Linked DNA regions of Homo sapiens: region 1 is linked to region 2. The links are chromatin loops, found by intact Hi-C in ENCODE. Cell type or tissue: ovary. All regions are shown on one strand. Each heading gives the region's core, and the rest is flanking DNA. Links, peaks and the distances in the headings are about the cores only. Region 1 overlaps TBC1D5 (TBC1 domain family member 5). Region 2 holds the start of DAZL (deleted in azoospermia like).

Region 1 (8,000 bases), core at 1-8,000, 620 kb before region 2:
AACCAAAATAGTGGTAGCAGAAAAAAAAATTCTATCTATGCTTAATATAATCAGTGTCAAGGAATTAAACTACTTAGATTTTCCCAAGTGTCTTTTTTCAAAGCAATGAAGTAAATTTCAAGAAATAAAGTAAGTATCAATACTTTTGATGATTCCTTGATTATAGATAGTCTTTTTTTAATGAAATTTTATGTCTGTATCTTTGACTTTTAACACAGCAGTTATATGGGCTTTTATTTTTAAGAAAAAACCTGAATATAAGGTGAGATTCCATAATTTAGATCAATAAGTAATTTTTAGAGAATTATTCAAAAATTTCATTTTATATCTTGCAGTGTAGGTTGCAATCACACACCAAAAAAAAGCCACAGCAGACTTTGTTTATCAAAGACTTAACTCAGTGAGGTTCTTCAAAATTAGTTTTAGAAATTGCATACTTACCCCCGGAAACCTTTGTCAAGAGATATTTATGAATTTATTCACAAATCAAAAAGCTTTAAACACAGGTACACACACAAGACATATGTTATTTTTAAAGAGAATCTGGAATTTGTAACAACAGAAGTACAGTCAGCCCCCTGTATCCATGGGTTTCACATCTCTGGATTCAGCCAACTACAGGTCAAAAATATTCAGAAAAAAAATGAGTCTCTACTGAACATGTACAGACATTTTTCTTATAACTCCCTAGACAATATGGTATAACCACCATTTACGTAGCATTTACATTGTATTAGGTATTATAAATAATTCAGAGATGACTTAAAGTATAAAGGAGGATATGCGTAGGTTATTTAAAAATAGTACTACCATTTTATATAAGAGACTATAGCATCCTTGGATTTTGGTATCCACAGCGGTCCTGAAACCAATCTCCCATGGATACTGAGAGATGACTAGATTTAGGTATTAACATAAAATGGACCATTAGGAAAGAATTTTAGATTTTTTAAAATAATTTCCATAGGCATCTTTAAAATTTATACTTGTATATATACATTTGTGTTATGGATGTAAATATGCATATACATACGCACAGATATCTATAACATCAGATTATTTTAAATATAAAAAGGTTAAAAAAAAACTTCCTGTCCAGGTAACCACTGTTGATATTCTTAAGGTAAAACTAAAATATGTGACATTAGATGATTCCAATTAATTAAAGGTACTACATGAAAAATGGGAGTAGGGGAGAATCTCCATTTTCTCCTCCCACCTTTCTGCCAGCCCATTTCCCCAAGGGTAACCATTGTTAAGTTTCTTATGATTTCTTCCAGGAGAAAAAAATATATATTAAATTGAGGCATAATGTGGGAGTCACATTAATGTGGTAAGAGCTCATTTGTTTGGAGGTGACTTTCTCTCTGGACCATCAAGAAGAAAGCACTGACAAAAATGTCCCAGTGTAAATGAAAAGCAACAAGTTGGTAGAACAAGGAGAGGGATGTCAAGTCAACCAGAGTAGGACAGAATAATGACAAGAAAAAGAGACAGCTTCCACTCACAAGAGTGAGGGAAGATACCAAAAAAAACAAAAAATGGTCCTCATAGATGGCACTATATTGATTGGCTGCTCTGGTTATTGTTGAGATGTGATAGACCTGAAGCACAACAAGTAGTTCCATTATGTTCAGTATAATCATTTTAAGGCAGAGAAATATATGTAAAATGAATTTTGGGAAACATCAGTTAGCTAGAAAATGCATTTTTGTGGAACATCTATTCCAAAAGACATTGAATAAATGAGTTGTTTTTGGACTGAAAACAAGATCAGAATTTGCCCTTTACGTTCAAAAGGCCTCATTCCATTTTGCTTTAATCTAATTTTAGGTCACATTTACATCAGCCCACTTGGCACAACCCTTATGAGATGGGGAGGGTGGTACAGTTTTGTCTAGCACGGGCTCTGGAGTCAAGCCTGGGTTTGAATTCAGGCTCCATCACTGCCTTGCTGGATGACCTGGGGAAGTTACTTAACCTCTTATTTGTAAAGAGAGAATAAGAGCAGCTACTTCAAGGGTTGTTGCTGGACATCATCACAGCACCTGTTGCATAGTGAGGGCTCTAGGGTGCTACCTGCTCAGGTAGTGGTGATGATAGCACCATTATGTGCTTTCCTCAAATACCTCTCTGAATCTCAGAATCAAATAATGAAGGAGCTCATTCCACACATCTATCTTTTCTTAATTATTATTTCTGATATTCTAAAGACACATGTTTGCATGCAGGTACCCAATCCAACAGCGTTTGACTTTTGTGGTCAAGCTAGAGAATGTCTATTCCAGGGGCTTCAAGTACAACCTGTGTCTGTTCACTCTTGTGACAGCAAGATGCATGTCTTTCATTAGTAGACATTAGCCTTTTTGCTATCTGTCACTCAAGTCTGCAGGAAACAAACTGTTACTATATAGGGACCAGATGCCTCATTGTCTTGGTCACTATATAAAGTCAAGGTTATCCCCTTTCTGTGGCCACAGAACAGGGGTTCCCAGGTTTTTCCCTTTCTGCTTATCTAGGTTATACGTTCCCAGCAAGTCCCCCCGTAGACCTCCTGAACATTTTGCCTTTGGGTGTCCAGTGTCCACCTTCCTCAGATGACCTCAGGTGTACTGGGGTTCTGCCTGTCTATTTAGTAAAATGCCCACCCCCTTTTCTTATTTCCTATCGAATTTGGTAATAGAAAATCCATGAAAATATTATTCATGGGACATGGTAGGAGCTTAATAAGCATTTTTCCTTCCTCTTTCCTTCTCTCTCAGCCATTTTGCAGTCAGGAATCTCCACTGATGCCTATGAAGCTCATTCAGTCATTTTAGGCTCTTGACAAGTTGCCTCCAATGACATAGAGCACACAGGGCACAGTACTTTTATTGAGTGTTTCAGAGAGGGAAAGAGAATGAAGGAAGGACATAAGATAGCTAGACACAGCTGTGTCTCATCCGAACAGTAACTTTGTGCAACTTACAAAAAAAAAAAAAAAGATAACTTCTCTGCAGATGTAGCTCACACCAGGGCACATGACTTAATAAGCAGACCATGGCCTGGATTTCAGTTGCTCTGCCAGGCAGTCTTATGTGATGCATATATGATGGTTCTATACTTAGTGCCAGTTAGTTGAAGTCTGTGGGAAATCATTGAGAAGTGCAGCCAGTGTCCTACCAGGAGGGGTTTCAATGATCCTATCAAGAGAGAACCTGTGAATCCACAATCCAGAGTACTGCATTTTAAACTATGTGCTCTAGATTTGGGAGCCATCTCTATGCCTTCCACTAGACATGGTTTATGTCTACGGAGAGCATATGCTAGACACCACACTAAACCCTTTACATTATCATTTAGGACACACAGCCACTTGTAGATGAGAACTATGGCCAGTGGAGGGTCAGTGACTTGTTCAAGGCCGTACAACTAGGTATCAACCCAGTTCAGACTCAATCCTAGCTGTGTCTGACCCACCAGATAGTGGCTTGGGGAATTCTACCCTGTAAACATCTCTCAAATCTACCACCACAGCCTCAGTTGAAGGCCATAATCTCTTGCCTGGACCAACGCAACAGATGGTCCACTCAACCAAGCCCTTATAATCCTCACTCAATTTTCTGGCCTAAAATCTGTAGTAACTGCCATCAACCACCAATGAAATAAAGGCCAGACCCCTTAACATGAGAATAAGGAGCTCTTCTTGATCTGTCAGACCCTTGATCTGGCCTCATCTTCCCACTATCCTCCACTCCCCAAGACTGGATGATCAAGAGGGAAACTAAGCTCATGTTTAGGGTACCAGCAACTTAGTTTTTTTCTTAAAAAAAAAAAAAAAAACTTTTATTTTAGGTTCAGTGGTACATGTGCAGGCTTGTTATATAGGTAAACGTGTGGCATGGGGGTTTGCTAAACAGATTATTTCATCACCCAGGTACTAAGCCTAGTACCTAATAGTTTTTTTTTATTCTCTCCCTCCTCCCACCCTCCACATTCAAGTAAGCCCCAGTGTCTGTTGTTCTCCTCTTTGTGTCCACGTGTTCTCATCATTAGCTCTCACTTATAAGTGAGAACATGTGGTATTTAGTTTTCTGTTCCTGTGTTAGTTTGCTAAAGATAATGGCCCCCAGCTCCATCTATGTTCCTACAAAGAACATGATGTTCTTTTGTATGGTTGTATAGAATTCCATGGTGTATAATGGGGCACCTTCAACTTTAGAAAAAATTTGATAATTGATCCTCCCCCAAAAAAACATTGAAATAATCATCAAATTTTTTAGAAAGCACTCTGTTGAACTTAATCTTTCCTTTTACTTTGATATTGATATCATTTTCAATTACATATTGATGGCAGGGAGCACCAAAGGTTTTAATCAGGCCCTGATTAAGCTAGATGTTCCTAGTACAATGCCTTTGAAAATACTGTGTTCTCCACTAGAGAGGACCCTCCCTGACCCACCACGACCATTTCCTCTTGAGTTTTAAGATCTAGCTCACACTCTTAATTGTCTGAGACAAGATTGGACACTCCCCCTTTTGCGCACACAAAGTGCTGTTGTTTGTACTTCAGTGTTCGCTTTTGCTACCTAGGGTTGTAGGTTAGTGTGTATACAAGTCTGTATTCCCTGTATGGCTATTTTGGGAGTTTCTTAAGAGCTTCTGTTATGTTCATACTTCCCTCCCCAGTGCTAAACAGAAATTTCTTTAGGCATTTCAAAAGATCACTCTGCATAGGGCTCATTCCCTGATGTTTGGTCACGAATGAAAGACTACATACATGCATTAATACATGTACACCCTAGATGGCTTAAGAATGAGCCTATATTTAATGTATTTAAGAATGTCTTACAATCTAAAATAATTTTAAATAAATGTCATGGGTCAGAAATTCTGAAGACCAAACTGTGAGACAGATTCATGGTTAAGACATTTATTGGGCAGCATCCTTGAGATCAGTACCTGGGGAGTGAAAGAAGCAACACTGGCAGGGAGAGAGCTAAACCGACCGCTTTGCAGTTGCTGCTGGAACCCTCTGGGGCTGGGGTAGTCCTCTAGAGTTGTCCACCTTGAGGCAAGGGGGCCAGCTTTTACTTGTCAACTCAAACCAGTCACTGGATTGGAGTTAATTCCCAGGTAAGGGGCATGACCTTGGGCAAGGAAGCTCTCTTCAGTTGCGGGCAGTTTCCAGAGAAGAACTCAGGGGAGCCATCAACAGCCAGCATTTCCAGCAGCTGGGGGAAATAAGTGCCTTGGACCTGAAGAGGGAATTGGGCAGGGCCCTACAGCAGCGTATTTTAGAATGTGCCCCTAAGAATAGGCTTTAAATTTTCGTGCAACAAAAATGTTTCATGCTGTTCCTCTCTGTCAAAAAAAAAAAAAAAAGGTATGTAGAGAACTTTGGAACCAGTATGTAGCTTATGGGTTACAAGCTTGCTGAGAATACTGACCCCTCAGCTCAGGAGCTGTCCAGGGGAAGCCTGGATGAGCCCACATCCATTTACCCCAGTGTGCTATACAAATGTGATCAGATTCTGTGCATACCAGATACGAAAAAGGCAGAGAAGTCTGAGAGTGCATCCTTTTGTCTTGAGACAAGACTACTCCAGGTACCTGGGCTTTTCCTATGTATCTCCAGAGGAAATACAGTTGTCCCTCAGTATCTGTGGGGGATTGGTTCCAGGACCCCTGCGGATACCAAAATCCACATATGCTCAAGTCTCTTATATAAAATGGTATAGGGTTTTCATATAACCTATGCACATTTTCCTCTATACTTCATCTCTAGATTACCTATAATACCAAATACGATGTAAATGCTATGTTATACTGGGTTTGTTGTTGTTGTTGTTGAGACAGGGTCCCACTCTGTTGCCCAGACTGGAGTACAGTGGTGCAATCATGGCACACTGCAGCCTCTACCTCCTGGGCTCAAGTAATTGTCCCTCTTCAGCTTCCTGAGTAGGTGGGACCACAGGTGTGTGCCATCACACCTGGCTACTTTTTCATTTTTATTGTAGAAATGAGTGGACTACAGGCACGCACCACTACTCTGTCTCACAGTTTGGTTCTCACTATGTTGCCCAGGTTGGTCTCAAACTCCTGGGCTCAGGCAATCCTCCAGTCTCGGCCTCCCAGAGTGCTGAAATTACAGGTGGGAGACACTGCACCCAGCCTGTTATACTGTATTTTTATTTGTACTATTTGTGTTGTACTGTTTGGTTGGTGTTTGTTTTTTGTTTTTTTTTTTTTTTTTGAGACCGAGTCTCACTCTTATCGCCCAGACTGGAGTGCAGTGATGCACTCCCAGCTCACTGCAACCTCCACCTCCCAGGTTCAAGTGATTCTCGTGCCTCAGCCTCCTGAATAGCTGGGATTACAGGCATGCGCCACCATGCCCAGCTAATTTTTGTATTTTTAATAGAGACGGGGTTTCACCATGTTGGCCAGGCTGGTCTCTAACTCCTGACCTCAAGTGATCTGCCTGCCTCGGCCTCCCAAAGTGCTGGGATTACAGGCGTGAGCCACCGCGTCCGGCCTGTTATTTTATATGTATATTTTTGTATTTTTGATCTGTTGGTTAAATATCCAGGTGTGGAACATGGACGGTAGACTGTGCTCTCCATCATCCCTTTGGGAACATGTTCTAGTGACTCCATTTTCTTAAGGGTCTGAATGTTTGTGTTCCCAGAGGGCACAAAAATATGTTAGTAAGCTAATTTTTATAATTGAGGAGAAACATATGTTTTTAATGTGAGATGTGGGCCAGGTTCCTTATTAATACTACCACCAATTTGAAATTTCATAGTTCACAGATAAGTTTTGATAAGAGCTGATCTTAGTATTACCACTGAAAAAGGAAGTTTACTAAGCAGGGTAATAGCTGCAAAAGAAACCTCTGGGTGTTGTTGCCCCTCAAGGGAACAAATGCTTTCAAATTCTTTCTGGATGTTTAATTATTCTCATACAGTAAAGAATTGATAAGCTAACTTATTAAAGCAGGTATTCTAAAGATTTCTCCCAGACATATCATTACCCTATTTTGTTACAATAGTCACAAAATATAATAACCTTCATGTATGAAAAATTTGACTGTTCGTTAGTTTATACCCTTGCTGTCTAACATGGTATCCCCTAGCCACATGTAGCCACTGAGCTCTTGAAATGTATGCTGTGAGTAAAAAATATGCACTGCATTTTGAAGACTTAGTATGAAAAAATGAATGTAAAATTTGTCAATAATTTTTTATTTTGTCTTCATGTCAGGCTGATAATAGATTATTAAAATTAATTTTATCTTTCTTTACTTTTTAAGTGTGAATACTAAAATATTAGAAATTGCATGTGTGGCTCACATTATATTTCTGTTGATCAGCATTGGTGTTTATAATTATTTTCAGATATTCCAGATTGAACATCAGCAAACATTTATGGTAGCTCCACAATGTGCAGGCACTGTGCTAGCTTTTTTCCCAGCAGGTGAAACTGGTAATGACCACACTTCCTGCCCTTAGTGAAATTTGTCCATTGTAATATAAGCAGGAACACTAGTAATTGAATACAAGAAGCCTGACCATCAGATATTTTCTGTTCCTAGGAAAAGCCATTCACAAAATATATGTATCCTAAAAATTGGATAGAAAGGCCTATTTCCAAAACTTTTTTTGTCATTTTGAAATAATAATTCCTTGGAGTCATTCTGCAGGATTCAGAAATTTAAATTTAATTATATATATTGGCATAGTCTTTTTTTCTTTGTTTGTTTGTTTTGTTTTGTTTTGTTTTGTTTTGTTTTTTTGAGACAGAGTCTTGCTCTGTTGTTACCCAGGCTGGAAGGCAGTGGTGCGATCTCAGCTCACTGCAACCTCTGCCTCCAGGGTTCTCCTGCTTCTTCCCAAGTAGCTGGGACTACAGGGTTCAAGTGATTCTCCTGACTCTGCTCGAGTAGCTGGGACTACAGGCACGCACCACCATGCCCAGCTAATTTATATATTTTTTGTAGAGATGGGGTTTCGCCATGT
Region 2 (17,052 bases), core at 7,576-15,575:
TTCTTTTATCAATTTTAAAATACTTTAAATTTATCAAACCAACAATCTGGAATTGCATTTTGCTAATCTGACAGATAACATATCATCATGTTTCTCTTTTTATCTGCTTCTGGAACAGCTTAAAATATTAACTAAAAAGGATTGCAACTGCAGCCAGGCGCGGTGGCTCACGCCGATAATCCCAGCACTTTAGGAGGCCGAGGCAGGCAGATCACTTGAGCTCGGGAGTTCAAGGACAGCCTGGGAAACATGGCAAAATGCCATCTCTACAAAAAATACAAAAAATTAGCCCCGGGCGTGGTGGCATATGTCTGTAGTCCCAGCTACTCAGTGGGCTGAGGTGGGAGGATTGCTTGAGCCCAGGAGGTGGAGGTTGCAGTGAGCTGAGATCACGCGACTGCACTCCAGCCTGGGCAACAGAGTGAAATCCTTTCCCAAAAAAAAGGGGGGTGGCAATCAATCAATCAACAAATAGTAAGGGATCTCAATATACCTTGTTGTTAATACTGTTTTAAGAACTATGAGAAATAACATATGATTGATTTATGCCTTAAACAATTTATAGGTTGTGCGCAAGATGAGACAAACATGAATGAAACAATTAAAAAACAAAATAGGATAGTAAATATTATACCAGCTGTTATTTTAGTGATCATTAACAGAGACCATATACGTGAGTCTGTGATTTAATCAGGGTTAATCTAATTTCGAGAAACAAAACCCTACTAAATGGAGCCTTTATTGGAATGTATCATAGAATGTAAAGTTTTAAAGTTTGGTTATACCACCAACGCACCAAAATCAGGAACTATTGATTCTTGGGCTCTTAATTAAAATCCTAATGAAAGAGAATCTGATTGATTCAGCTTGGGTTAATGTTTATTCCCATCTAATCAGTTGTGGTCAGTAGAAAGAGGTCATGTGGCATCCTGAGTTACCCAAAGAGTAACAGGATTGGTGCCTATGTTATAGCCATTCCCTCTTCTCCTTTGATAATAGAACACCACTTCTGGCAGGAATGTACCCAATCCCAGGAGATGAATCATAGCTGGTCCAAGTCAATTATGATAAGTGCAATTTCCTTCTGCCAGATATGTACTTACTCAGAATCCCTCCAAGCTTGGACACATCACATATTTCTGGCCAATGAGACATAAAAGAAAGCCAAGGGAAGGTTTTCTTCCAAAATAGTAAGTTGTAGGAAAAGAGTTCCTTCCTTCCATACTCTTGACTCTGCTGCATGAATGTAAGTCATGCTTTGTGGTACTAACTGATTCCCAGAGATGGCAATTCAGAGCCATGTATCATTGAGCCTCGACACCAGCACTAAATTAACATGAAGTATCATGTTAATTTAGTTTTTTTTTTAGTCAGTATTATTTGATTACTTTTAGTTAGGCATTCTGTTACTTAGATCCAAAAAGCATCTAAACTGGTAGGTATCTCTTCTGGGGCTCTAGCAGGCATAGATTCTTTCAGAAGGAGATATGAAGACAAGAAGGAAATTGTTGACACTTCTGGTGTAGTTCTTCCTGTGGCAGGCATGATGTTAAGTACCATATACCTATCTTTCCAGCTATCCTATCTTTTACCTAAGAAGTAAAGGTATCCTTACCTCTAAGGTGAAATCAATATTGTCCCCACTTTACAGATGAGAAAATGGAGCTTCAGAGAGGGTGAGTACATTGCCCAGTGTCATTAAGTGCAGTGCTAGGGACAATGCTAACCCAACGCAAATCCAAACACTTTTCCCACTTTCATACGTATTGCCATCCAAAATGGCACATTACATACTGTGGATACTGAAATGGCTACCAGAGGGGAAGATAAACTGGACAAGACAGAAAATTTCACAAAGAAGGGAAAACTTGACTGGACTTTCAATAAGAGGTAGAATTCAGAGAATAAAAGCAAAGCAGGAAGGACATTTTAAATGGAAAGAACACAGAAGGCTGTATGAGAAGGCAATGCTGGTTAGACTGATGAGGGCTAGATAGGATGGGGTCATATATTGAAGGGTTGTAAGAGCCAGCTTAAACTTAAAGCTTATATTCAATATAATAAAATTGGTACTAGGGAACCCTGGAAGGTTTCTGAGCAGAGCAGAAAAGCAATATATTGACAGTAGTGTTTGATAGAGTTTTAAGGTGGCATGAATACCGGTAATACAGGTATTGGAATATTCCAAAATAAAAAGAACATGACCTGGTTTTCTTTTAACCAAGGATATGTGTTATTGTCTAAAAGAAAGTGGTGAAATGGAAAGGAAGATTTGTTAGAGAATCCATTTAAAGAACTTGTTGGCCTGGCATGATGGCTTATGCCTGTAATCCTAACACTTTGGGATGCAAAGGTTGAGGACTGCTTGAGACCAGGAGTTCAAGACCAACCTGAGCAACACAGTAAGATCCCATATTAGTCCATTTTCATACTGCTATAAAGAACCGGCCAAGACTGGGTAATTTATAAAGGAAAGACGTTTAATTGACTCATGGATCAGCATGGCTGGAGAGGCCTCAGGAAACTTACAATTATGGCAGAAGGCAAAGGGGAAGCAAGGCACCTTCTTCACAAGGTAGCAGAAAGGAGAAGTGCCAAGTGAAAGGGGAAGAGTCCCTTATAAAACCATCAGATCTCATGAGAACCCACTGACTATTATGAGAACAGCATGGGGAAACTGCCCCCCATGTTTCAATCACCTCCACCTGGTCTCTCCCTTGACACATGGGGATTATGGGGATTACAATTCAAGATGAGATTTGGATGGAGACACAAAGCCTAACCATATCATTCCGTCCCTGGCTCCTTCCAAATCTCATGTCCTTTTCACATTTCAAAACTAATCATGCCTTCCCAACAGTCCCCCAAAGTCTTAATTCATTCCAGCATTTAACCCAAAAGTCCAAGTTCAAAGTTGCATCTGAGACAAGGCAAGTCTCGCCTATGAGCCTGTAAAATCAAAAGCAAGTTAGTTACTTCCTAGATACAATGGGGGTACAAGCATTGAGTAAATACATCAATTCCAAATGGGAGAAATTGGCCAAAATGAAGATGCAGCAGACCCCATGCAAGTCTGAAGTCTGCAGGGCAGTCAAATCTTAAGCTCTGAAGTGATCTCCTTTGATTCCATGTCTCATATCTAGATCATGCTGATGCAAGAGATGGGTTCCCATGGCCTTGGGCAGCTCTGCCCCTATGACTTTGCAGGGTACAACCCCTCTCCTGGCTGCTTACACAGGCTGGCATTGAGTGTCTTTTCCAGGAACACAGTGCAAGCTGTCGGTGGATCTACCATTCTGGGGTCTGGAGGACAGTGGCTCTCTTCTCACACCTCTACTAGGCAGTGCTCCAGTGGGGACTATGTAGGGGCTTCAACCCCACATTTCTCTTCTGCACTGCCCTGGCAGAGGTTCTCCACGAGAGCTCCACCCCTGCAGCAAACTTCCTCCTGGGCATCCAGGCATTTCCATACATCCTCTGAAATCTAGGCAGAGGTTCCCAAACCTCAGTTCTCGACTTCTGTGTACCCACAGGCTCAATACCACGTGTTGCTTGTGGCTGGCACCCTCTGAAGCAATAGCCTGAACTCTATGTTATCCCCTTTTAGCCATGGCTGGAACGCAGGGCACCAAGTCCCAAGACTGCCCAAAGCAGCTAGGCCCTGGGCCCAGCCCACAAAAACATTTTTTCCTCCTAGGGCTCCAGGCCTGTAATGGGAGGTGCTGCTATGAAGTTCTCTGACATGCCCTGGAAACATCTTCTCCACTGTCTTGGCAATTAACATTTGGCTTCTTGTTACTTATGCAAATTTCTGCAGCTGGCTTAAATTTCTCTTCAGAAAATGGGTTTTTCTTTTCTATCGCATCATGAGGTTACACATTTTCCAAACTTTTACACTCCACTTCCCTTTTAAACATAAGTTCCAATTCCAAACCATCTCTTTATGAATGCATAAAACTGAATGCTTTTAGGAGCATCCAAGTCAATTCTTGAACACATTGCTGCTGAGAAATTTCTGCCACTAGATACCCTATATCATCTCCTTCGAGATCAAAGTTCCACAGATCTCTAGGACAGGGGAAAAATGAATGCTGCCAGTCTCTTCGCTAAAGTATAGCAATAGTCACCTTTATTCTGGTTCCCAACAAGTTCCTCATCTCCATCTGAGACCACTTCAGCCTGGACTTCATTGTCCATATCACTATCGGCATTTTGGTCAAAGGCATTCAACAAGTCTCTAGGAAGTTCCAAACTTTCCCACATTTCCCTGTCTTCTCTGAGCCCTCCAAACTGTTCTAACCTCTGCCTGTTACCCAGTTCCAAAGTTGCTTCCACATTTTTGGGTATCTTTATAGCAGAACCCCACCCTCTGCAGTACCAACTTACTGTATTAGTCCATTTTCATACTACTATAAAGAACTGCCTAAGACTGGGTAATTTATAAAGCAAAGAGGTCTAATTGACTCACAGTTTAGCATGGCTGGAGAGGCCTCAGGAAACTTACAATCATGGTGGCAGGTGAAGGGGAGGCAAGGCACCTTCTTCACAAGGCAGCAGGAAAAAGTGCCAAGTGAAGGTGGAATAATCCCTTATAAAACCATCAGATCTTATGAGAAGTCACTACCATGAGAATGTCATGGGGGAAACTGTCCCCTGTGATTCAATTACCTCCACCTGGTCTCTCCCTTGACATGCAGGGTTATGGGGATTACAACTCAAGATGAGATTTGGGTGAGGACACAAAGCCTAACCATATTAGACCCCATCTCTACAAAAAATACAAAAACAAAATTAACTGGACATGGTGGCATGCACCCATAGGTCCTATCTACTTGGGAGGCTGAGGTGGGAGGATCCCTTGAGCCCAGGAATTTGAGACTATAGTGAGCTATGACAACATCACTGTACTCCAGCCCAGGTGACAGAACAAGACCCATCTCTTTAAAACAAAACAAAATAAAACTTGTTGACTGACTAGATATGGGAAATAACAAAAAAAGTTTCCCTCAACTTCCTTCCTTTTTTTTAAAAAAAGTATGTATATTATCTCTGTGTCTGGTCTTTCTTTATTCCATGATTTTCCTTTGACTGTATTCTCTTCTTTAGTCCTTTCACTTCCTCGTACTTGCTCATGCTGGCTGAAATGCTAGCTGCAGGTACACAAAGTTTTTGCCAAAAAAGTTTTGAAATTGTGGACTTTTTTTTAGTCAATTCCACATAAAACACAGGAAAAAAATCCTTCATGGGAAAAAACAAACATTTCAGCTTCTCCTTTTTATGGTGATCAGAGATTAATTTAGTTTAGTTTCGCATTAATCAAGTTGTTGTCAGAACCTTTCCTGCTAATCTGTAAATGCTGGGCTTTTCAATGTTGTATTTACTCACGTGATGTCTCACTTCTTTTCTCTACAGATATTCTCAATCTAAATTAAGGGAATCAGGGCAAGAAGAGAAATTTAACAGTTGTTAGACCACAACAAAATGTTGCCCTCAGCAAAGTGCTTTGAGATTGTCACATTGCCTAAAAAATGCAATATTTAGGAAAGTTTTTTAGAAATCACACCAAACAGTTCTCCTTTTCTTTGGCAATTCCTTGAGCTCCTTAAAAAAATGTTTGAAAGTACAGAGCTAACTGACTTGAGTAACAGCTCTCATCTGATTTTTTAGGAAGAGGTCCAGTGAAGTTGATGGGTTCAAAGACATTGAAAGGTTCAGTGGTTGATGTTTACACCAGAAATTTCCCTCCCTCTCTGATTCATGGCTTAAATCACTCCAGTTTAGGGAAAGAAATTCTTGGAAATTGATGTAACTCTCGTTCATTACACTGGACTGGAACACTTCAAAGAGGCACCAATACCACTGCACCTTTTCCTGAGGGACTGAGGAGGAAAATAAAGAGGGAAGCTGGCCGGCCGTGGTGGTTAACACCTGTAATCCCGGCATTTTGGGAGGCCAAAGTGGGTGGATCCCCTGAGGTCAGGGGTTCGAGACCAGCCTAACCAATATGGTGAAAACCCGTCTCTCCTACTAAAATTACAAAAATTAGCTGCACATGGTGACATGCACCTGTAGTCCCAGCTACTCGGGAGGCTGAGGCAGGAGAATCACTTGAATCCAGGAGGCAGAGGTTACAGTGAGCTGAGATCACGCCACTGCACACCAGCCTGGGCGACAAAGCCAGACTCCGTCTCAAAAAAAAAAAAAAAAGAGGGAAGCCAGATTCCCACAAAACAATATGAAAAAGACAAGCAACTCAAAGGGAAATTGGCCAGAGACTATAAACAGGTCATTCAATGATGAGGAACCTGAACAGTCAACAAACAGTAGAAAAAAATTTAACTCCATGAGCAATCAGGGAAATGCAAAGTAAAATGAAAACGAGATGCCATTTCTTGACCATCAGGTAGGCAAATTAAAGAGTGGTGATATCAATATTGGAAAGTGAATAGATAAATGAAGACTAACTCACTGATGGTGGAGTGTAAATGGGTATACATTGGCACAACACTTTAAAGGGCAATTTTGTGATATCTATTAAAATTTGAAATGTGCATATCTATGAACTGGCAGATATACTTCTTGGTGTTCACCCCAGAAAAAAAAATACTCATGTGTCTCCAATGAGACAGTTTCATTGTATATTATTTATAACCATGACAAAGTACAAAAGACCTAAACATCAATTGACCAGGGAATGGCTAATAACTGTGGCGTATCCATATTATGTAAAATTATGCCAAAGTTAAAAGGAATTAGGTAGATCTATATGCTGACATTAGAAATTTCTGAGTAACTGGGTGTGATGGTACACCCCATTAGTCCCAGCTACTCAGAGGCTGAGGTGGGAGGATCACTTGAACCCAGAGGTTCCAGGCCAGCCTGGGCAACATAGCAAGACTCCATTTCTAAAAAAGAAAAAAAATATATCTACCTAGTAATGTAGATATTTCTGAGTCATATTGTTGGAGAAAAAAAATCAAGTTACATACATTTTAACAGCATTTTTGTTCAAGAACATATACCCCAAAATAATATATATTCCCTCTATATACCCTTTAAGTATAAATATATAGTGTAAGCATATATTTTCTATAAGTTATATATAACATTTTTATATGAATATAATTTCTCTATTACAAGTATAATAAAAATACCACATATTTTATGTATCAATATGTTCTATAAGTTCAAATAGCAAATGTTCTATGTAAGTGTTAAAAGAAAACACCTAGAAAAACATCTGAAAGGATTTACACCAAACTACCAATCTCTGGGGATGGATCTGGGATGTAGAGCTGGTGGTCAAAAGGTAACTTAAGCCTACCTTAATGTTTTTAATTTTTTAAAGAAAGGGACACATATTATGTATTACCATATTGTCAAAAAAGGATAGGAAACAAAAAATTAACATAGAAAGAATAAAACTATGGAAATGGAGGTGAGAGTGATTAGGGATGAGGAAAGGAAAAAGAGTGAGTTCTACCAGCTTTTTCTCTCTGCTTCTTCCACAAGTGTTCAACAGCTTCTACCTCTCTGATTTGCAAGGGTTCGCTCAGCAGTGATGCCTCTTGATGCAGAAAAAGCAGTTTCAAAGCAACTGGGAGAAGTATGTGTGTGAGTAGGGAGTCAGTGGTGTAGAGATAAGATTGATTCCAACATTTGAAAAAAGTACTGAAAGATTTGTTAACAAGCAAAATTCAGAAGGAAATGTGGAAATTTTATTTTTGTTAAGCAGATAGGCTCCTCAAGGGCCAATTGTTTTGGAGCAATTCATTAGTGTAGGTTGGTGTCTTATCTGTTCAGGCTGCTATAATAAAAGCAATATTCCACAAAACACTAGTACACGAACATGATTCATCCAAGTTCGTTGCTACTTTATAACAAGGATTGCCTTTCCTCTAGTTTCCAATAACATGTCCCTCACATCACAATGGCTTTTACTGTCCATATTTCTACCAAGTCTGTTCACAACTACTTAGGCACTCTCTAAGAAGAGTCAAGCTTTCTCTACAGCTCTCCTTTTCTCCTTCCAAGCCCCCATCAAAACCAGCCCTTTATGGCCTGGTCTGTTCATAGCAATGTAGGATTTTTCTATGATACATGTCAAAACTCTTCCAGCCTCTACCCATTACCCAGTTCCAAAGCTGATTCCATAGTTTTAGGCATTTATTATAGCAGCACCCGTCTCCCGGTACCACCTTTCTTAATCTGTTCAGGGTCTTACAATAAAAATATCTTAAACTGGGTGGCTTATAAACAACAGAAATTTGTATCTCACAGTTCTGGAGACCGGCAAGTCCAAGATCAGGGTGTCAGCATGGTGAGGTTCTGGTGAGGACCCTTTTCTGGGGTGCAGGCTGCCAACTTCTTGCTGTATTCTTACATGGTAGAAGGAGTGACTAAGCTCCCTCAGTCCTCTTTTATAAGGGCATCAATCCCATTCATGAAAGCTCTGCCCTCATGACCTAATCATCTCCCAAAGGCTCCACTTCCTAATACCATCACCTCAGGGACTAGGGTTTCAACATATGAATAGGTGAGGAGGGCAAACATTCAGACCATAGTGTTATTTGGGGTTTTGCTTCTTTGTTTAGCTACTCTCATGGGAACAAGAGATTTAATACATAACTTTGTCCCATTATATTAGCCCTTTCTTCCTCCATGTAGTTTGCTAATATAGCATAATGGTTGAGAACTCAGACTTTAAAGTCTGACTGGGTTTAAATTCAGCTCTGATACTTACCAACTATCATCTCAGGCAAGTTATACAACCTCTGTGCACCTCTGCTTCCTTCTCTGTAAAATTGGGATAATAATAGCACCTACTATTGTTAGGAGGATTAGATGAACTACTAGTAGAAGTAAGATAATTAGAATAATGCCTGGTACATAGTATGTACCGTATTAGTATCAGTGCCTAGTGTCAATATTATTACTTTTAACAAGTCAATCATTTTTCAGTTAAATATTTAGGCAAGTATCATGAGGCCATCGTGAAGATTATGTCAGTTTGCTTCAGACCAACCCCAAAATTCAGACGACCTGCTTAGGAGATTTAAGTTTTGAGTGAATAAACTATTATTGCAGGTACCAGGGTTAAAGGTGAATAAGCAGGGCTTAAGCAACATTGCTCAGTTGATAGATGTCTCTGCAAGTATTCACAAGTGTACATGAGATGTGTGTTGCTATGCTGGACCACATGAATGCAGGCCCAATAAAAGACAAGGCACCATACCTTGAGATTTAAATGGAATTGGTTTAAACATCTGCTTACATGCAATGGAAATAGCACATATTTCTTTCTATCTTGCTGGGAATACTGAGCTTATGATTTTTGCTTTTCCAGGTCACTTTTGGCTGTAAGCTACTGTTCCTGCTGAATTATTTCATCTGTGGGTCATCTTGCTGTAGATCAGCATGCTATCCCTGTCCCATGTTGCAATGGAGAGTGTCCTTGAGACTCCTCGCAAAACACCACTGACATAAGGCATTTGTGTGTGTACTGGAAGCTTACTAAAGGTTGGACACAATAGCAGGACATTGCTACATAATCACAGCAAAGAGTCATAAATCTTTTAGCTGTTAACCTTCTTTTTAAAAGCAGTTTGGCTGACCTCACTCATCACCTAATGTAGTCCAGAAGCTTTGTTGTAAGCAATAGTCACAGAAGTTTTGGCTGGTTTAAGCAGGAAAAGAACTTATTAAAATTTATTGGGTAACTAGCTCACAGAATCTCAAAATGAACCAAAGGGTCAGGTTGTCTCCAGGAATGACACACGAAATCATGCTGCAGAACTTGTCCAGTGAAGAAACCTCAGCTGGCACTGAGTACACCATGGTTTGCACAACTGACAGTAGCAGTCATTGCAGCTCTAACCTATACCATGGCTGCTGCTGCTGTTGATACTCTTCTCCAGAAAGTATTCTCTGCAGTCCCTTCATTATGGCATCATTAGTCCCCTATTCAAAATTTAGGATGGCTGCATCTCATTGATGTTGTGTAGGTCACCTGCCCAAGCTGTTAGCTGCAAGAAAGGCTGAGAAAGTAGACTCTTAATTTGTAAGGTGAAGGATTCTCAAATCCAGGGAGGTAAGTTGTTTATGACAAGTGCTCTCTATGGCAATGTTTCTTCACCTTCAGTGTGCACATGAGCCATTTGGAGATCTTGTTAAAATGCAGATTCTGATTCAGTAGGTTTAGGGTGGGGCCTGAGATTCTACAGCACTCACGTGATGTGAAGCTGCTGATCTGAGGATCACACTTTGAGTAGCAAGGCTCTATAGCACCGATTTTCAAATATGGCTGCATACTGGAGTAACTAGAGAAACATTTATATATATATATATATATATATATATACACACACACACACACACACACTGACTTATGAGCCTTGCCCTCAGCTGATTTAATTGGTTTGGGGCGAGGCATGGGCATATAAATTTTTTAAAGTTCCCCACATGATTCTAATGTACTCAGATACCTTTCACTGCAGGCTCCAACTTTTTGTCACTTTGCAAGGTTATTTTTTATTTTTTTGAGACAGAGTCTCACTGTGTCACCCAGGCTGGAATGCAGTGGGGTGATCTTGGCTCACTACAACCTCCACCTCCCACGCTCAAATGATCCTCCCACCTCAGCCTCCTGAGAAGCAGGGACCACAGGTGCACACTGCCACACCCAGCTAATTTTTTGTATTTTTGGTAGAGACGGGGTTTCACCACATTGCCCAGACTGGTCTCAAACTCCTGAACTCAAGTGATCCATCGGCCTCAGCCTCCCAAAGTGTGGGGATTACAAGCATGAGCTAACATGCTGACCTGCAAGGTTACTTCTTTTCTCCAGCTTCTAGGACCTCCAATTTCCCTGTCTTGCTTGGTTTCTCCCCTTGTAATATGATTACTCTCATTTATTAGGCAGAACAATTTGAAACTCTACTCTTTAGTCCCTTGGGCCTAAGTTTGCATATCTAAAGCTCTATAGAGTTCTGCTAATCCAGTGTTTCCCAAAACTATGTTACTCGCTGCCCTGGGAGTATGTGGTATGAAGTGATGCATAAACAAACATTGTTTTAAATTCTAATCATTCTGTATTTATTTTAATGTCATTGTTAAAAAAATGTAGCTAAAACAGTAAGTCTGATCTTGCAAATATTGTTGTTTAGGACAAGAAGTTAATTTTTAAAACAGGTAAATAATAATAGAGACTCAGGACAGATATAACAAAAATCTTGAAAATGATTTGCAGAAGTGAAGTTCAAGTGCCTATACAAACATAGCCTTCTTTCCAAAGCCGTAGGCTTTAGGAGCACAGAAGAACTGGCAGAGGTGTTCAAAGACACCAGCGTTTTTTTCTTCTCCCCCCATATAGGAAGCAATATAGAGATTTATTTCTGAACTGATACGAATTATGCCACTAATCTTAACACATTGAAATGGATACAGTCAGTTTTGATCTTAGATAAAATTCTTTCTATTAAGCGATTTCAAGAAAACAGCACCAACCTTTGAAAAATTCATGATCTAAAGAAAAGTAAATTATAAGAATAACTTATGAAATATAAAATACAAATAATGTTTAATCCCTTAACCAGCTAATCTTTAACAAGAAAACGGGTGAAACTGTTCAGAATTATTAAGAGCTAATACACAAATCCAGAAAGTCTTAAAACTCCTAAGCAGGAGAAATTTTTTAAAACTCCACATCTACTTACATCATTGTGAAAATTCAGAACACCAAAGAAAAATTGGTCTTAAACATCAAAAAGACTGACAGCAGATTTCTCAGTAGCAATAGAAAATAGAAGATAACAGAGTAATATGCTCAATATTCTGAGGGGGGAAAAAATACTTGTAAACCTAAAATTATATATTCAGTAGAATTATCATGAAACAGCAGGGAAAAATCAAAATATTTCAGGTGGAAAAAAACGCAAGGGTTTACCACATCACACTCTCATTCAAGGAAATTCTAAAGAATTTGCTACAGGCACAAGGAAAATGATTCAGAAGGAAGATCTGAGATATGCAAAGAAATGGTAAGCAAAATGTTGTTACATATGTGGGTGTGTCTAAAAAACGACGTCTAATTTATATGATGAAACCAGGATAGAACTAAAATAGTGAATAACTTATAAACTGAGAGAGGGGAGGGTGTGTAGAGCTAAGACATCCTAAAGGCCTTTGCATTATTCAAGAAGAAAGTAAAGCTATTTATTAGCTTTATATTTTAAGTTTACATTTTAAAATAGTAATACAAATCACTTAAAAATACGGAGTGCATTGGCTCACGCCTGTAATCCCGGCACTTTGGGTGGCTGAGGCGGGCGGATCACGAGGTCAGGAGATTGAGACCATCCTAGCTAACACGGTGAAACCCCATCTCTACTAAAAATACAAAAACAAAATTAGCCGGGCTTGGTGGCAGGCGCCTATAGTCCCAGCTACTCGGGAGACTGAGGCAGGAGAATGGCATGAACCCAGGAGGCGGGGCTTGCAGTGAGCCGAGATTGCGCCACTGCACTCCAGCCTGGGCAACAGAGCGAGACTCTGTCTCAAAATATATATATATATATAATTAATATAATATAATTAATATAATATAATTAATAATTAATATAATATAATTAATAATTAATAATTAATATAATACATATACACACACATAGAGAGAGAGAGAGAGAGAGCCAGAGCGTGAGCATTACTCCAAATAAGTTGAGGAAAAAAACTGAGAAAAAGAAAAAAAAACCACGTATACACAATGCAAAAGAAGCTGCTTCTGTTAGTTTTTGACATTTTAACTTTCTTTTTCGTATGCCATTCTTATTCAAGGTAAGTAGTATTGTATAATTTTTTATTGTGAGCTTTTCATTAAAGGGTCATTTTCTTATGAGAATCACTTTCAGCCTAGGTTGCAGAAGCATTCATTCAAGTCGGTTTTATGTTTGCTTCTGCCAGGCATTCTAGATGCCCCATGTCTAGGATCTCTTAAGGCAGGAGAGAGGGTGATGGTGTAGGAGGATCCATTTCTTGGCTTGGGGATTCCAATAATATATTATAGATTTAAACTCCAAACGTTGATGAAATGCAGGTCTAGGGTTTTGAAATTTAATCAGAGTTAAATACATATTTTCTTCATCCAGAGATGGGACAAGCCTCCTCATCTGCTCGCCATGGGTGTTTCACATTTTCCCTACTCCATCCTTTTCCTAAGGATTTTAGGGACAATGGCGTTTTGCAGAGTACTCAGTTCCAGCTCCCACCCTGAGCCCTTACCTCCTACCACTAAACATCCAGATCTCAAGTTACAGAGAGTAACAACACTTTGCCCACACCTAGGATGACCAATCCTTCTGGTTTCCTTAGGGACGTAGGAATTTCTCAGTGCTAAAATCATGTAAGTCCTGGGCAAACTAGTATGACTGGCTGCCCTACAGCCCAGCCCCCATATCCCGGGCAGGAGAAGAATCAGTTGAATAAGTCATTGCTCTGGTTTTCAGTTTATTTTTGGTACTTGGAATTTCCCTTCTTTTCTTATGGGTTTAGCTGCATATTGAAAATAAAACGTTTTATTTTAATCCCGCATTACTAGGTGTTAGTAATGAGATACTGCTCACGTTATAGAAGTCCACCGTTTTGCCAGCTCAAAAAGTAACATTTTAATGCTTTCCGTCAGTACAGAAGTGAAGTTTGTGGATAAAGGTCATAGCTACTTAGCCCTGTGTGTATAGCTAAGGTGCTGCAGTGGTTCCCGAAGTTACGTGATGGGCTCCACCAACTGGCCCACAGCTTGCTCCTGCTCTACGCCCGTATTCTGACCTTAAGAATGTTCTAGAATTCTCTAGGCAGGCCTAGCGCCTTCCTGTAAGGCCTGGAAGGTGAATTCTCCCATTAAAATGTAAGATCCCTGAGCAAACACATGTTCTGTTATTCTGTTCACTCCTGCATCTGCTGTACCTGGTAATCACAGGCACTCAGTAACTATTTCTTGAAAGAACAAACATCCTGAATGTCAAACTGGCATTTCCTCCCATCCAACCCCTTCTATCTCAAACTTGACAGAAAGGAGTGCAAGTTTCTGGCCTGTTGATGTCTCCTTCTGTTTTCCACAGACTTGCTTCGATTTATTTCTGTAGGCATTTAAAAAAGATTTTGGGGTGAGTGTGAAGCTAAAAGTGATGGCGCTAACCCTGTGCCTTAGAGAAGCCATTTGGAAACTGCAGCCTAGACACATTAGATTATCATTTTTGTAAACTATACCATACATTTCAGTATGCATACTTATTTTAGGGGTGTTTTGGGGGTGATGTGTGTGTCTGTGGGTCTATGTGAGCGCGGCGCCTTCCTGGGACTGAGGCACCGGACCTGCGCACACGCGCTGCGTACCCTACGCCCCCGCCGCGTGGGCGCCGTCGTCCCCCGCAGCCCCCCCACGCAGGGGGCGGGGCGCTGCCACCCATTGGCTGAGGCCGATACCACGCGCCCCGATACCCGGCGCAGGAGCCACCTCCCTGAGCCCCGCGGACCACGCCTCAGTCCGCCTGCGCTCCTCAGCCTGACGGTCCGCCTTTCGGGGCTCCTCAGCCTTGTCACCCGCTCTTGGTTTTCCTTTTCTCTTCATCTTTGGCTCCTTTGACCACTCGAAGCCGCGCAGCGGGTTCCAGCGGACCTCACAGCAGCCCCAGAAGTGGTGCGCCAAGCACAGCCTCTGCTCCTCCTGGAGCCGGTCGGGAACTGCTGCCTGCCGCCATCATGGTGAGTTGAGGGAGAGGCCCGAGGGGCAAGGCTGGCGGAGTCTTCACTCGTGGGTGAAACTCGGCTCTGCAGGGTCGGAAAGTGAAGTCATCCTCGGCTTTCCTGTTTGGGGGGCACCTGCCTGGACGCACCACAGCCATGGCCCACAGAGTTGGGAGAGGCGGCCTGGCAGTGGCGCGGCCTACACAGAGAGGCAGGCGCGGGACGCCAAGGGCGGCAAGGTGGGGGTGGGCCCCGAGGACGCGCTGCCTCGCCGGCCACGTGCAAGGGCCACGGCCTTCTTGAGGCACCCATTTCCCGGTTCGGGTTCTCTACTGGCAGAGGTTTGGGGTGCGGGTTCCCCACCCCCGACTGCCCCACCCCGCCCCCACTCCCACGCGCTCCCCCACTCACGCGCCTCCGCCCCTCCCCCACTCCCACGCGCCTCCGCCCCGCCAGCCTCATTTCTGGCGCGCTCTCCCCGTGGCTCCGCAAGATGGCGGCGGGCCTGCTGAGGGACTTGCCTTCTTAAACTTCGAGGGCCGGAGCTTCCTTAGGAAGTGGTTCCCTCCTGGTCCCTGTACTTGGTGGGGTGGGCGGGGTTCGTGGGGGCCTCAGCGTGGGGTGTGGGGCGTCCTGAAGGCATGGCCCTGTAGCTGAGGGGGCTGGGCCGGAAGTGCCTCTGGTCCCCTCGCGCCTGTCAGCTGCGGGGGACTTGCTGATGGCGGCTCCCTCGTGTGGCGGCGACAGAAAAGCTCGCCTGACGCCATCTTTGCCGCACGAGGTTGGTTTCAGCAGTTACCATTAAGAATTTTAGAATTTTTAAATTCTGGGTACGGTTTTTTCCCTCTCGATAAACCAGGATCCTTTGACAAAATGTCCATTTGGTAGATAGCGTTGGGTGTGCGTTTTTGTGAGTTTGGTAAATGCCTAGCGTTGCTTCAGCGCCACCACAAGATGCAGCTCTGAACACGCAGACCAACCACTGAGTCACGAACGCGCGTATTACATGCTGTGTGTGTGTCTGCATTGATAATTCTCAGTCTCTTCAGGGAGGAAATTTATACACAGTTTATATTACCATGTATAAACATTAAAATAAAAATAAACACCTATTATGTGTAATTGTGCAACATATAGTTATCCATGCTAATAAAAAGTAATCACCTTGAGTTGTAAGTAATTATTTATTATAACACTTTTCATTTTTAGAGTTAAATCCGAATTGTTTCATTGGATTATTTTTCTGATTATAAAAGTATCATATTTACTCATTTGAAAACAATCGCTGTAAGAAAATAGCAATCCATCTTAATCCCAACACTTATAACCGTTAAATTTTGGTACATGTATGACCTTCTAGATTATTTTTATGCATGTATTGCATATAGATGGGCCAACTTTTACAAGAGTTACACCGTGCTGCATAATACTATTTTACAACTTGCATCTTTCAATTGATGTGGGCATTGTTCTGAAGATAATTTTAATTTTCAGTATATGTTAAAAATTATACCATTATTTTACCGAATTCGCTTATGATGAATACTTTTTCAATATTAAAACAATACTATCATGGGCTGGGCGCGGTGGCTCACGCCTGTAATCAATCTCTTTAGGAGGCTGAGGCGGGTGGATCACTTGAGGTCAGGAGTTCGAGACCAGCCTGGCTAATACGGCGAAACCCCATCGCTACTAAAAACAGAAAAATTTGCCAGGCGTGGTGGTGCGCACTTGTAATCCCAGCTACTCGGGAGGCTGAGGCAGGAGAATCACTTGAACCTGTGAGGCAGGTTGCAGTGAGCTGAGATCATGCCACTGCACTCCAGCCTAGGCAACAAAGAGGGGAGGCTCAGTCTCAAAAAAAAAAAAATGCTATGAATATCCTTGTGTAAATATCTTGGCATGCTTGTATTATTAATTCCTTGAGATGAATTGCTGTAAGTGGAATTGCTGGGTGAAAGCGCTTTACCCCTTTGGTAACAATTTTAAGTTACACCCCTCATTAGTATAGTGATGAGTATCCTCGCCTATCAAATTATGATACATCTTTTCCAAGCTACTCTTGGTGTAAAGAATGTATCAGTATTTTCCCACTGATGGTGTGTAGAGTGATCTCTTTTCCACACCCTTTCCAATGAAAGGTATTAGGATTTTTTGAATTGTCAACCTAATAGCTGGAAAATATTTTACTATGTTGATGTGCACTTTTAAAAATCATCAATGAAGTTGATCGATCATTAGCTTTTTAAACTTCCTTTTTATTTTTATTTGTATTGATTCATAAAGACTGTATTAATGTTCACCTTTGTCATACAT

The links. A loop is a pair of places that touch in the nucleus more often than their neighbours do. Peaks named below come from ENCODE experiments on the same cell type or tissue, not always from the same donor. Only the 100,000 strongest peaks of a DNase experiment are listed, where the experiment ranks them.
Region 1: it touches region 2 in a loop (5-fold over the local background); 93 of 110 quality-filtered maps call a loop at or near these places.

Annotation. Positions count from the first base shown.
Region 1 is chr3:17,223,675-17,231,674 of GRCh38, reverse strand. All of the region lies in intron 18 of TBC1D5 (TBC1 domain family member 5), which reads left to right. Among named protein-coding and RNA genes, the nearest start is that of PLCL2-AS1, 170 kb to the right of the region's middle. In ovary, for the core only: no CTCF peak of the experiment used is centred there; no DNase peak of the experiment used is centred there.
Region 2 is chr3:16,602,905-16,619,956 of GRCh38, reverse strand. DAZL (deleted in azoospermia like) reads left to right here and starts at 14,534. Exons shown (of 11, transcript NM_001351.4): 1 at 14,534-14,754. The coding sequence starts at 14,752. In ovary, for the core only: no CTCF peak of the experiment used is centred there; no DNase peak of the experiment used is centred there.